Regions from separate parts of the Homo sapiens genome. Here region 2 is linked to region 1. The links are chromatin contacts, found by Hi-C or POLR2A ChIA-PET in ENCODE. All regions are on one chromosome and are shown on one strand. The core of a region is the stretch at or near the end of the contact, and the rest is flanking DNA. Distances in the headings are between cores, read along the strand shown.

What was found. Hi-C counts contacts between places; a loop is a spot of excess contacts on that map. ChIA-PET counts read pairs that join two places held with the same protein, here RNA polymerase II (POLR2A). Pooled maps may share reads with other maps.
Region 2: a pooled map shows a loop between it and region 1 (4-fold over the local background). The contact joins the promoter of GARRE1 here to the enhancer-like site in region 1. A Hi-C loop is called at or near these places in 5 of 50 pooled maps. POLR2A ChIA-PET finds 5 or more read pairs at or near these places in 4 of 52 experiments (HEK293, Panc1, activated CD4-positive, alpha-beta T cell and 1 more).

What each region holds. Positions count from the first base shown.
Region 1 is chr19:34,131,848-34,137,722 of GRCh38, forward strand. No RefSeq gene overlaps it. Among named protein-coding and RNA genes, the nearest start is that of LSM14A, 38 kb to the right of the region's middle. RefSeq lists a silencer at 2,512-2,921 and an enhancer at 2,905-3,440. Within about 2 kb of position 2,989, at least 38 of the 41 ENCODE cell types and tissues checked have a DNase peak (open chromatin) inside an H3K27ac peak, as active enhancers do; they include Panc1, where a contact is called at or near this core.
Region 2 is chr19:34,252,095-34,257,969 of GRCh38, forward strand. GARRE1 (granule associated Rac and RHOG effector 1) reads left to right here and starts at 2,460. Exons shown (of 14, transcript NM_014686.5): 1 at 2,460-2,520. RefSeq lists an enhancer at 2,757-3,278.

The sequences.
Region 1 (5,875 bases), core at 1,739-4,238:
ACTAAACTTGGTAGTAGTACAATTATTTGATAAGAATATATTTTAGCTCCCTCTCCCTCTCCCTCTTTCCACGGTCTCCCTCTGGACTGTGCTGCTGCCATCTCGGCTCACTGCAACCTCCCTGCCTGATTCTCTTGCCTCAGCCTGCCGAGTGCCTGCGATTGCAGGCGCGCGCCGCCACGCCTGACGGGTTTTCGTATTTTTTTGGTGGAGACGGGGTTTCGCTGTGTTGGCCGGGCTGATCTCCAGCTCCTAACCGCGAGTGATCTGCCAGCCTCGGCCTCCCGAGGTGCCGGGATTGCAGACGGAGTCTCGTTAACTCAGTGCTCAATGGTGCCCAGGCTGGAGTGCAGTGGCGTGATCTCGGCTACAACCTCCACCTCCCAGCCGCCTGCCTTGGCCCCCCAAAGTGCCGAGATTGCAGCCTCTGCCCGGCGGCTACCCCGTCTGGGAAGTGAGGTGCGTCTCTGCCTGGCCGCCCATCGTCTGGGATGTGAGGAGCCCCTCTGCCTGGCTGCCCAGTCTGGAAAGTGAAGAGCGTCTCTGCCCGGCCGCCATCCCACCTAGGAAGTGAGGAGCGCCTCTTCCTGGCCACCATCCCATCTAGGAAGTGAGGGGCGTCTCTGCCCGGCCGCCCATCGTCTGAGATGTGGGGAGCGCCTCTGCCCCGCCACCCCGTCTGGGAGGTGAGGAGCGTCTCTGCCCGGCCGCCCCGTCTGAGAAGTGAGGAGACCCTCCGCCTGGCAACCGCCCCATCTGAGAAGTGAGGAGCCCCTCCGCCCGGCTGCCACCCCGTCTGGGAAGTGAGGAGCGTCTCCGCCCGGCAGCCACCCCGTCCGGAAGGGAGGTGGGGGGGTCAGCCCCCCGCCCGGCCAGCCACCCCGTCCGGGAGGTGAGGGGCGCCTCTGCCCGGCCGCCCCTACTGGGAAGTGAGGAGCCCCTCTGCCCAGCCAGCCGCCCCGTCCGGGAGGGAGGTGGGGGGGTCAGCCCCCCGCCCGGCCAGCCGCCACGTCCGGGAGGGAGGTGGGGGGGTCAGCCCCCGCCAGGCGAGACGCCCCGTCAGGGAGGGAGGTGGGGGGTCAGCCCCCTGCCCGGCCAGCCGCCCCGTCTGGGAGGTGAGGGGCGCCTCTGCCCGGCAGCCCCTACTGGGAAGTGAGGAGCCCCTCTGCCCGGCCAGCCGCCCCGTCCGGGAGGGAGGTGGGGGGGTCAGCCCCCCACCCGGCCAGCCGCCCCGTCCGGGAGGGAGGTGGGGGAGTCAGCCCCCCGCCCGGCCAGCCGCCCCGTCCGGGAGGTGAGGGGCGCCTCTGCCCGGCTGCCCCTACTGGGAAGTGAGGAGCCCCTCTGCCCGGCCACCACCCCGTCTGGGAGGTGTACCCAACAACTCATTGAGAACGGGCCATGATGACAATGGCGGTTTTGTGGAATAGAAAAGGGGGAAAGGTGAGGAAAAGATTGAGAAATCGGATGGTTGCCGTGTCTGTGTAGAAAGAAGTAGACATGGGAGACTTTTCATTTTGTTCTGTACTAAGAAAAATTCTTCTGCCTTGGGATCCTGTTGATCTATGACCTTACCCCCAACCCTGTGCTCTCTGAAACATGTGCTGTGTCCACTCAGGGTTAAATGGATTAAGGGCGGTGCAAGATGTACTTTGTTAAACAGATGCTTGAAGGCAGCATGCTCGTTAAGAGTCATCACCATTCCCTAATCTCAAGTACCCAGGGACACACACACTCTGCCTAGGAAAACCAGAGACCTTTGTTCACTTGTTTATCTGCTGACCTTCCCTCCACTATTGTCCTATGACCCTGCCAAATCCCCCTCTGCGAGAAACACCCAAGAATGATCAATAAAAATAAATAAATAAAAAATAAATAAATAAATAAAAAAGAATATATTTTATTGGCTGGGCACGGTGGCTCGCACCTGTAATCTCAGCACTTTGGGAGGCTGAAGCGGGCGGATCACCTGAGGTCAGGAGTTCGAGACCAGCCTGGCCAACATGATGAAACCCCATCTCTGCTAAAAATACAAAATTATCTGGGAGTGGTGGCGTGCGCCTGTAATCCCAGCTACTTGGGAGGCTGAGGCAGGAGAATCGCTTGAACACGGGAGGCGGAGGTTGAGCCGAGATCGCGCCACTGCACTCCAGCCTAGGCAACAAGAGTGAAACTCTGTCTAAAAATATATTTTTTTAAATTTGTTTTGTATCAAGAAAAAAATACGAAAACATAACTTTATTGTAGCAATCTAATGCAGGTGTCTTTTAAAACTATCTTTTATTTCCAGATGGGACTTGGGAATTTCTTTGTTTTATTTTTTAAATACATTATCTTTCACAAACTCGGGGAGGAACAACTGTTTTTTAACCAAAAACTCCTCACCCAGGAACAAGCAAACTGCCTGAGAGCTGCATCTATTTTGCAATAGTGCCCCTGAAGCGCGCACGACGCCGCAGGGTAGGCGTCCCGCTCCTGACTGGACTCGTGGCACGGTCCTAAATTTGCAGAGGGACCCAGGGAGGATCAACCCACTCGACACTGGCAATGTCCCCACCTTCCCTAGCTGCAAACTGAAACCAGCAGCCGAGCCTCCCGCTCTAGAGGCGCGGCGAGGGGCGTGGCCGCGGCTGGGGTGGGGCTAGGGGCCGGGTCGTGCCCCCCGAAACTGGGCCGTGCCCCCCGCCCACCTCACTGCGCCTGCGCCCGAGGGCGCGGGGCAGGCTGGGAAGTAGCGTTAAGGTGGTGGTTGGGTGCTTTGCGGGTCACTTGTTGCGCTGCCCGCACGTTTGTCGCGGCTCCTGGATGCCTCTTTGGCCGCCTCGCCTGTTCCGGCTCTCTTATCTGCCCAGTCTTCCCGGCCCCTGCCCCGGACCCTCCTGCGCGCCCCTCCGGCTGCCTGTGTGCGACCCCAGCAACCGGCCCGGGGTCTCGCCGGCGCCGTCAGGTCATCGTCCACCCGGCTTGTTCTCAGCTTACCGAGAACGCCCCAGCCCCTGCGCTCCTCCTGTCTTACTTGTGTTGAGTCATTTAATCCGCTTTGCAATTGAGACATTGAAACGGAGACGCTCAGGAACGTGCTTCAGGTCACAGATCCAAGATGAGTTAGGGCCTGGAATTGAGTCGGGCTGCCTGCCACCATTCCACCTTGCATGTCACACCTGGACGAATACCCTGTGCTTCACCTAAATTCGCCTAAATTTTCACTATTTCTTTTTATTTTCTTTTCTTTTTTTTTTTTTTTCTTGATACAAGGTCTTGGTAGCCCAGGCTGGAGTATATTGGCGTGACCAGAGCTAGCTCACTGGAGCTTTGAACTCCTGGGGCTCAAGTGATTCTCCCGCCTCAGACTCCCAAATAGCTGAGGCTACAGGCGCAGGCCACTACACCCGGCTAATTATGACATTTTTGTAGAGGGGGCGGTCTCACTATGTTGCACAGGCTGGTCTCCAACTCCTGGGCTCAAAAGATCTCCCACCTCGGCCTCCAAAAGTGCTGGGATTACCGGCGTGAGCCACCGCATCCGGCCTGTTCACTATTTCTTTTTTCTTGACTTTCTTCTTTTTTTTTTTTTTTCGGAGGCAGAGTCTCACTCTGTCGCCCAAGCTGTAATGCAGTGGCGCAATCTCGGCACACTGCAACCTCTGCCTCCCGGATTCGAGTGATCGCCTCAGCTGGGATTACAGGTGCCTGCCACCACGCCTGGCTAATTTTTGTACTTTTAATAGAAACAGAGTTTTGCCATAATGGCCAGACTGGGCTTGAACTCCCGACCTCAAGTGATTCACCCTCCTCGGCCTCCGTAAGTGCTGGGATTACAGGTGTGAGCCACTGCGCCTGGCCTGTACACTATTTCTTAATCCCTGCCAGGGCGGTGTTATCTTTGCAGCTGAGAGTTCTAAGTGACTTGACAAAGGACACTAGCGCAACTTTAATAGCAAAGCCTGGGCCATTTCCACCACCACATGTGTGGCCTGTGTTCTTTCCCACACCTTTTAAAATTTTAAACAGCCTTATTGAAGTGCTGGTGTAAAGCCTGTACATATTTAAAGCATACAGTTTGCCTTTTACATATGTGTGTATACATCCCTGAAACCACCACCACAATCAAGAGAATGAACATAAAAGTTTCCTTCTGCTCATTTATAATCCTTCCTCCCAGTCACAGCCTACCGTATCAGTCCCTCAGATAACAGTGAATCTGCTTTTGGTCACCGTGGATTAGTTTGCGTCCTGTAGAATTATATGTTAAGGAATCATATACTATCTGCTTTTTCTCAGGGTAGAGGACAGTTACTGAGGCCAAGGGGTCACTTCATGATGAGCATAGAGGCCAATACTATGGCATGAGATTTTGAGAAAAGGAAAGCTTTATTGCCAGTTGACCAGCAAGGAGACAGGAGGCCAGATCAAGTCTATCTCCCCATGCTGGCCTTAAGGCAGTACATTTATTAGGAAGGTTTAGGGGATGAGTTAGGGATCAACAGGTAGAAAGAAAGGGGAGGTCTGGAAAGTCCTTGGGCATGCACAGTTGTCTCTTGATGGGTTGCATGTGCAAATCCAGGATGCGAGAGTGAATATGGAACATGCTGCGGAAGTTCAGACTGTGATGTCAGCAGCCTCTTTCTGCACAGACTCCAGTTGGCCATGTTGGTTCCAACTGATTTCAGCCAGTTTCGTTCTCTTATAATTAAAGGGAGTTTCTGCAAAATGTTTCTTGTCTTATCTGCCATCATGTAAGCTCAAGAATTCCTGGCGGGGTGTGGTGGCTCACGCCTGTAATCCCAGCACTTTGGGAGGCCGAGGTGGCTGGATCACCTGAGGTCAGGAGTTCGAGACCAGCTGACCAACATGGTGAAATCCCGTCTCTACTAACACCACAAAAATTAGCTGGGCATAGTGGCAGACGCCTATAATCCCAGCTGCTCCGGAGGCTGAGGCAGGAGAATCGCTTGAACCCGGGACAAGGTTGCAGTGAGCTGAGATCACACCACCGCACTCCAGCCTGGGGGACAGAGCAAAATTTTATCTCAAAAAAAAAGAATTCCTGTTAGTCACCTGTTTAACCCTTTGGGGTACGATTTCACTTCTTAGCTCTGTGCTTGCAAAATAATTAGACATCCTGTTATCAAGAAAGTATGGCCAGATAAAACTGGTCTGGAAGTTACACAGTCAAGCTTAACTATTTTGAAATTCACCCATGTTGCTGAATAGATCAGTAGTTCATTTCTTGTCATTGCTGAGTAGAATTCCATTGTATTGATATACTGCAATTTTTTAAATCCATTCCTCCATTGTTCACTTTTCAGTTTCTGGCTATAACAAACAAAACTTCTATCAACATGGGTGTGCAAGTCTTTGTATGAATGTACCCTTTTATTTGGATTAATAGCAGTGAAATGGTTGTGTCAAACAGTGGGTGTATGTTCAACTTTTTAAGAAACTGCCAAACTTTTTCAGATGAGATCAGGTGTGTTTAGGGTGATATGGCCATAGACCCAAACTATTTTTCAAAGTGGTTGTTCCAGACCAGGCATGGTGGCTCATGCCTGTAATCCCAGCACCTTGGGAGGCTGAGGTAGGCGGATCACCTGAGGTCAGGAGTTCAAGACCAGCCGGGCAAACAGGGCAAAACCCTGTCTCTACTAAAAGTACAAAAATTAGCCAGGCATGATGGCGGGTGCCTGTAATCCCAGCTACTTGGGAGACTGAGGCAGGAGAACCAGGAGGAGGAGGTTGCAGTGAGCTGAGAGTACACCACTGCACTCCAGCCTGGGTGACAGAGTGAGACTCATCTCAAAAAAAAGAGAAAAACACAAAGTGGTTATTCCATTTCACATTCCCACCAGAAGTGAATGAGAGTTCTAGATCCATATGT
Region 2 (5,875 bases), core at 1,210-3,709, 120 kb after region 1:
AGTATGGGAAGGCAATCCATTGGGATACTGGGAGAAAATATTAGAACTTCTACATTTCTTTCTTTTTTTTTTTTTTTTTTGAGATGGAGTCTCGCTCTGTCACCCAGGCTGGAGTGCAGTGGCGCAATCTCGGCTCACTGCAAGCTCTGCCTCCCGGGTTCACACAGTTCTCCTGCCTCAGCCTCCAGAGTAGCTGGGAATACAGGCGTCCACCACCACGCCCGGCTAATTTTTTGTTGTATTTTTAGTAGAGACGGGGTTTCACCATGTTAGCCAGGATGGTCTCGATCTCCTGACCTCATGATCCGCCCACCTCGGCCTCCCAAAGTGTTGGGATTACAGGCGTGAACCACTGCACCCGGCCTCTTTTTTTTTTTTTTTTGAGATAGATTCTCGCTTCATCGCCAAGGCTGGAATACAGTGGCGTAATCTCAGCTCACTGCAACCTCTGCCTCCCAGGTTCAAGTTGTTCTCCTGCTTCGGCCTTCCAAGTAGCTGGGATTATAGGCCTCCACCACCACGCCTGGCTAACTTTTTGTATTTTTAGTACAGATGGGATTTCACCATGTTAGCCAGGATGGTCTCGATCTCCTGACCTCATGATCCGCCCACCTCGGCCTCCCAAAGTGTTGGGATTACAGGCGTGAACCACTGCACCCGGCCTCTTTTTTTTTTTTTTTTGAGATAGATTCTCGCTTCATCGCCAAGGCTGGAATACAGTGGCGTAATCTCAGCTCACTGCAACCTCTGCCTCCCAGGTTCAAGTTGTTCTCCTGCTTCGACCTTCCAAGTAGCTGGGATTATAGGCCTCCACCACCACGCCTGGCTAACTTTTTGTATTTTTAGTACAGATGGGATTTCACCATGTTGGCCAGGCTGGTCTGGAGCTCCTGACCTCAGGTGATCCTCCTGCCTCAGCCTCCCATAGTGCTGGGATTACAGGCATGAGCCACCATGCCTGGCCCGTCTCTATGTTTTTGACTACTCTAGGTACCTTATGTAAGTGGAATCATAGGATATTTGTCTTTGTGACTGGTTTCTTTTGGCATAATATCTTCAAAGCTCATCTATTTGCATCGTAGCTGGGATTATAGGCATGCGCCACCACGCCTGGCTGATTTTGTATTTTTAGTAGAGACGGGGTTTCATCATGTTGGTCAGGCTGGTCTCGAACTCCTGACCTCAGGTGATCCACGCGCCTTGGCCTCCCAAAGTGCTGGGATTACAGGCGTAAGCCACGGCGCCCGGCCTCCTTCAACGCTGAGTAATATTCTATTGTTATGTTTATACCACATTTTGTGAACCCATTCACCCGTGGATGGACATTGGGTTGCTTCCACCTTCTGACTAATATGAACATGGGTGTACACATTTATATCCACTCTTGCCTCCCCTCCGTAGTCCTTCCTTCTCCACACTGCATCTAGAGTAACCCCTTTACACTCTCAAGTATGGACAAATCACCTCTTGCTTAAAACTCATTAGTTTTGCAACACTGTCAAGTAAGACCTAACTTCTCACCACTCTGATTTATTATTGGAACACAAAACTGGGCCATGCTCCGTGGCTCAAGCACTTTGGGAGGCCGAGGTGGGCGGAACACCTGAGGTCAGGAGTTTGAGACCAGCGTGGCCAACATGGGGAAATCCCGTCTCTACTAATAACACAAAAATTAGCCGGGCGTGGTGGCGCACGCTTGTAATCGCAGCTATCCGGGAGGCTGAGGCAGGAGAATCACTTGAACCCGGGAGGTGGAGGTTGCAGCGAGCCAAGATCACGTCACTGCACTCCAGCCTGGGCGATAGAGCAAGACTCCGTCTCAAACAAACAAAACCCACAGAACTGGAAGACCCTTGCTGCTGCTTCTGCGTAATGTGTTCTCCTCCCTTCTCGTTTTTTTTTTTTTTTTTCTCCCTTCTACCCCTTAGGACCTCAGCTCCTGCTCTTTCCCTGGGGGAATTCCGGATCACTCTCCTTTACTAGGTCAGGGTACTCTCTCCCTCCCTCTTACTCTTTCCCCTCCTACCACTTGTCACCATTGGTACTATATTATCACCCGGATATGTGACAATGGTATTGTGTATTTACCACTAAGGAATAAACTTATGAGGGAGAGAGCACTACCCGTTCCTGCAGTGCCCGTCGGGGCCTGGCATCTAGGAAACACTCCATACGCCAGTAATCGATTTCAGTCAATTTCAGTAATAAATCCAGGAGGACGCAGCCCGACCCCTCCCGCCCGGGGGCCAAGCCATGGTGGGGGATCTGGGTGGACCTCCGGCTCTGGCCGCCAGTCCTCAACCTCCGCCCCGGCCGTCCCGCTTGGGGGCCCAGGGTCCCAGGAGAGGAGGCTCCGGGGCGCCCCCTCCCCTCTAATGCGAGAGGAGAGTCCGCTCTAGGCGCGGGATCCGCAACCTCCCCGCGTCCGCCCGAGGCGGGGGCGGGGCCGGACCGGAGACGTAACTTCCGGTGTACACAGCCGGTCCAAGGCGGTGCGCTGGGGGCCGGGGCGCGTCGCAGGTGAGGAGCGGGCGCGGCGGGCGCAGGCGGGGGCTGGCGGGCGGGGTCGGGCGGTGGGCGGTGGGCAGCGGGGCCGCGGGCCGCAGCCAGGGCAGACGGCGAGACGGGCCCGCGGGGCGCCGCTCCGCTCGGGGCCGCAGGGCGCGGGGCCGTGGGCTCCCGCCCCTTGCCCGCCCGCTGTGGAGGACGCCGGGCTTTGCGGGCGCTGGCCGGCCGACGGAAGCCCGGAGGGGCCTCCTGGCGCGAACCCGGGACCTGGGGGCGCGTCGGAGACTCGGCGGCCGCGGCACCGCAGGGGCGGGTCGGCGCCCGTCAGGCGGGGAAAGGGGACGCTCCCTCGGTTCGCCGGGGCCCGGGAGGTCGCGCTGGCGCCAGGACCCGCTCCCGGAAGCCCGCGGAGGGAGGGCGGCCTGCTGGCGGCAGGGGTCCGCTGGGGCTAGCCGGGGAGGCGGCCCTCACGCCATCCCGGGGCTGCCGGGCGGGCTGCGCGCACCTTCCCGGCGGCGCCAGGCTGCCGAGGAACGCGCTTTTCCGGCCCTGCGGAGCCAGCTGGCGCATTGGGCCCGAGGGGAGGGTCCGCGGGGACCGGGAGGGCCGGGGCTGAGCGTGGAGGACCCGAGCCCGAGGGACGAGCGCAGAGTCAGGGGTGTGTCTTTCTGCGCCGCGCGGTGCGAGGAAAGAAGCGTGCCTGGTTGGCATGATAAGAATTTTGTTTAGACTTTTTAGAAATTTTCCAGAGACTCAGCTTTGGGGGCCTCCAGTTTGAAAATACCTTGTTCTGGTCCCTCATCCCCATTATAAAAGCAGTTAATTCTCCTTTCCTGGCAAAACACTCAAGACGACACAAAAAGTCTTAAGGTAGAAAATGACAGTCATCTGCCAGTCTACCATTCAGTGACAACCACTGCTAACATTTTGGTGATAATCAATAAATACAGATAGGTATTGTTATTTTTATGGACTTTACAGTATGTGATTTAACCACCGATGAGCATTGAGATAGTTTCCAATTTGTCACAAGATAAACAATTCTGCCGGAAGGATTTGTTTGATATGGTCTTTTTTTTTTTTTTTTAATAAGAGACTGTTGCCCAGGCTGGTCTCAAAACTTCTGGCCTCAAGCGACCCTCACGCCTTCGCCTTCCAAAGTGTTGGGATTACAAGTGTGAGATATTACACCTGGTCTGATTGTTATCTTAGAATAAATTTACAAATGGGGTCAAAGGTAACTTTATTTGTTTTTTTTTGAGACAGTCTCCCTCTGTCACCCAGGCTGGAGTGCAGTGGCGGGATCTAGATTAACTGCAACCTTAGCCTCCCGGGTTCGAGCGATTCTCCTGCTTTAGTCTCCCGAGTAGCTGAGATTACAGGCACCCACCACGCCCGGCTAATTTTTGTATTTTTAGTAGAGACAGGGTTTCGCCCAGTTGACCAGGTTGGTCTCGAACTCCTGACCTCAGGTGATCCGCCTGGCTCGGCGTTCCAAAGTGCTGGGATTATAGGCGTGAGCCACCGTGTCCGGCCGTAACGTTCAATTTTTAAGAATACATAGTATTTGTTTTCCTTTGACATATTTGGACAATTTTTCTGTCTCTTTGTCATAAAAAAAAATTCCAGCCTGGCGCGATGGCTCATGCCTGTAATCCCAGCACTTTGGGAGGCCGAGGCGGGCGGATCACTTGAGGTCAGGAGTTCTAGACCAGCCTGGCCAACGTGGTGAAACCCGGATTCAACTAAAAAAATACAAAAAAACACATTAGCCAAGCATGGTGGCGCGCTCCTGTAGTCCCAGCTACTTGGGAGGCTGAGGCAGGAGAATCGCTTGAGCCCAGGAGGCGAAGGTTGCAGTGAGCCGAGGTCGTGCCACTGCGCTCCAGCCTGGGCAACAGAGTGAGACTCCATCTCAAAAAAAAAAAAAAAGAAATTCATGTTTGCGTCTCATCGTTTCATGGTTTTATTTTTTTGCCTTTAGTCTACCTAAAATTCATTCTTGGTTTAAAATATGAAATATTTTGTAAATGGCTAGTCAGTTCCAGATTTATTGAATAATATGTAAGCTTTATCATTTTATCATATTTTAGACTAAAAGTTCTAAGTGTATGTTTGTAAGGGCTACTTACAAAGTTCATATTTACATTTTGTGTGTGCTTAGATGTTTTCAAGTGTCTTTAAAAATCACAGTATTTTCTTTTCACAGTATCTTCACAATATTTTGTTTTAAAAAGAAATCATTTTCCAATACAAGTACAGGGAATATTTCATGTTTGAGATTTTTTTTTTCTTTTTAAAGCAAAAAGTTTAGTTTATTGCCGTTTCATTTGCTTTCTTGCTGACAAGATAACAAACTCCATATGAAGAGTTCAGGTTTGTTGTGGCAACTTTTCAGTGTGGCATTTGAGATTCTAATCTTCCTCTATTTTTGCACACAAATACGTAGGTTGGCATTGGAGACCAAGATAGAAAAGTTCTCAGATTCCCTTGGCAAGCCTAGATTTTTCAATCTAAAATTATCTCCAGATGTTTGGAAGACCATGTTTTAAGCATCCTTTTTTTTTTTTTTAAGCAAATTGCACATGATTCTGTGAAAATTTTAGTAAATGTTTGTTCTGTTGAAAACCTATAGCCTAATACATCAGGATCCATGTGTCAAGTGGGTCTTCCAAGTCTATAGGAAATAATTGTTTCTGAAAGCTAGCAGGCTGGGATATCACATGGGTTGGGTGTCCACTCTCTTTTTTTTTGAGTCGGAGTCTCCCTCTGTCCCCGAGGCTGGAGTGCAGTGGCGCAATCTTGGCTTACTGCAACCTCCACCTCCCAGGTTCAAGCAATTCTTCTGCCTCAGCCTCCCTAGGAGCTGGGATCACAGTTGTGAGCCACCACCCCTGGCTAATCACTCTTTTTTCCTCCTGTAACTTTGTCCTTAGTGAAAAATGATGATCTTCCTAGGTAGGCAAAAAAATGTTGGTTTAGATAAGGAATTGATTTGTTTTGGAGTTATTGAAAAGCAGGTTGCCGTTTTCTCTGAAGTGTAAGTTCACAGAGAGCCTGAATGTTGTGTTTGGATTAAGGAAAAACAGCAACAGGTTGTGCTTGTGCTTCAAATGTCTTTAACTCTACTGAAACTGCCCTCTTGAGGGTCCCCTAACTGATGCATGCAGTGGCCATTGCTTAATTATTTTCCTTGACTTTGATCTCAGGTATTTGGCATGGTGAGCTATTCTTTCTTGCTCTCGTGAATCTCCCATTGATTGGCCTTCTTTTTTCTTTTTCTTTTTTTTCTTTTTTTTTTTTTTGAGACAGAGTCTTGCTCTGTTGCCCAGACTGGAGTGCAGTGGCTCGGTCTCAGCTCACTGCA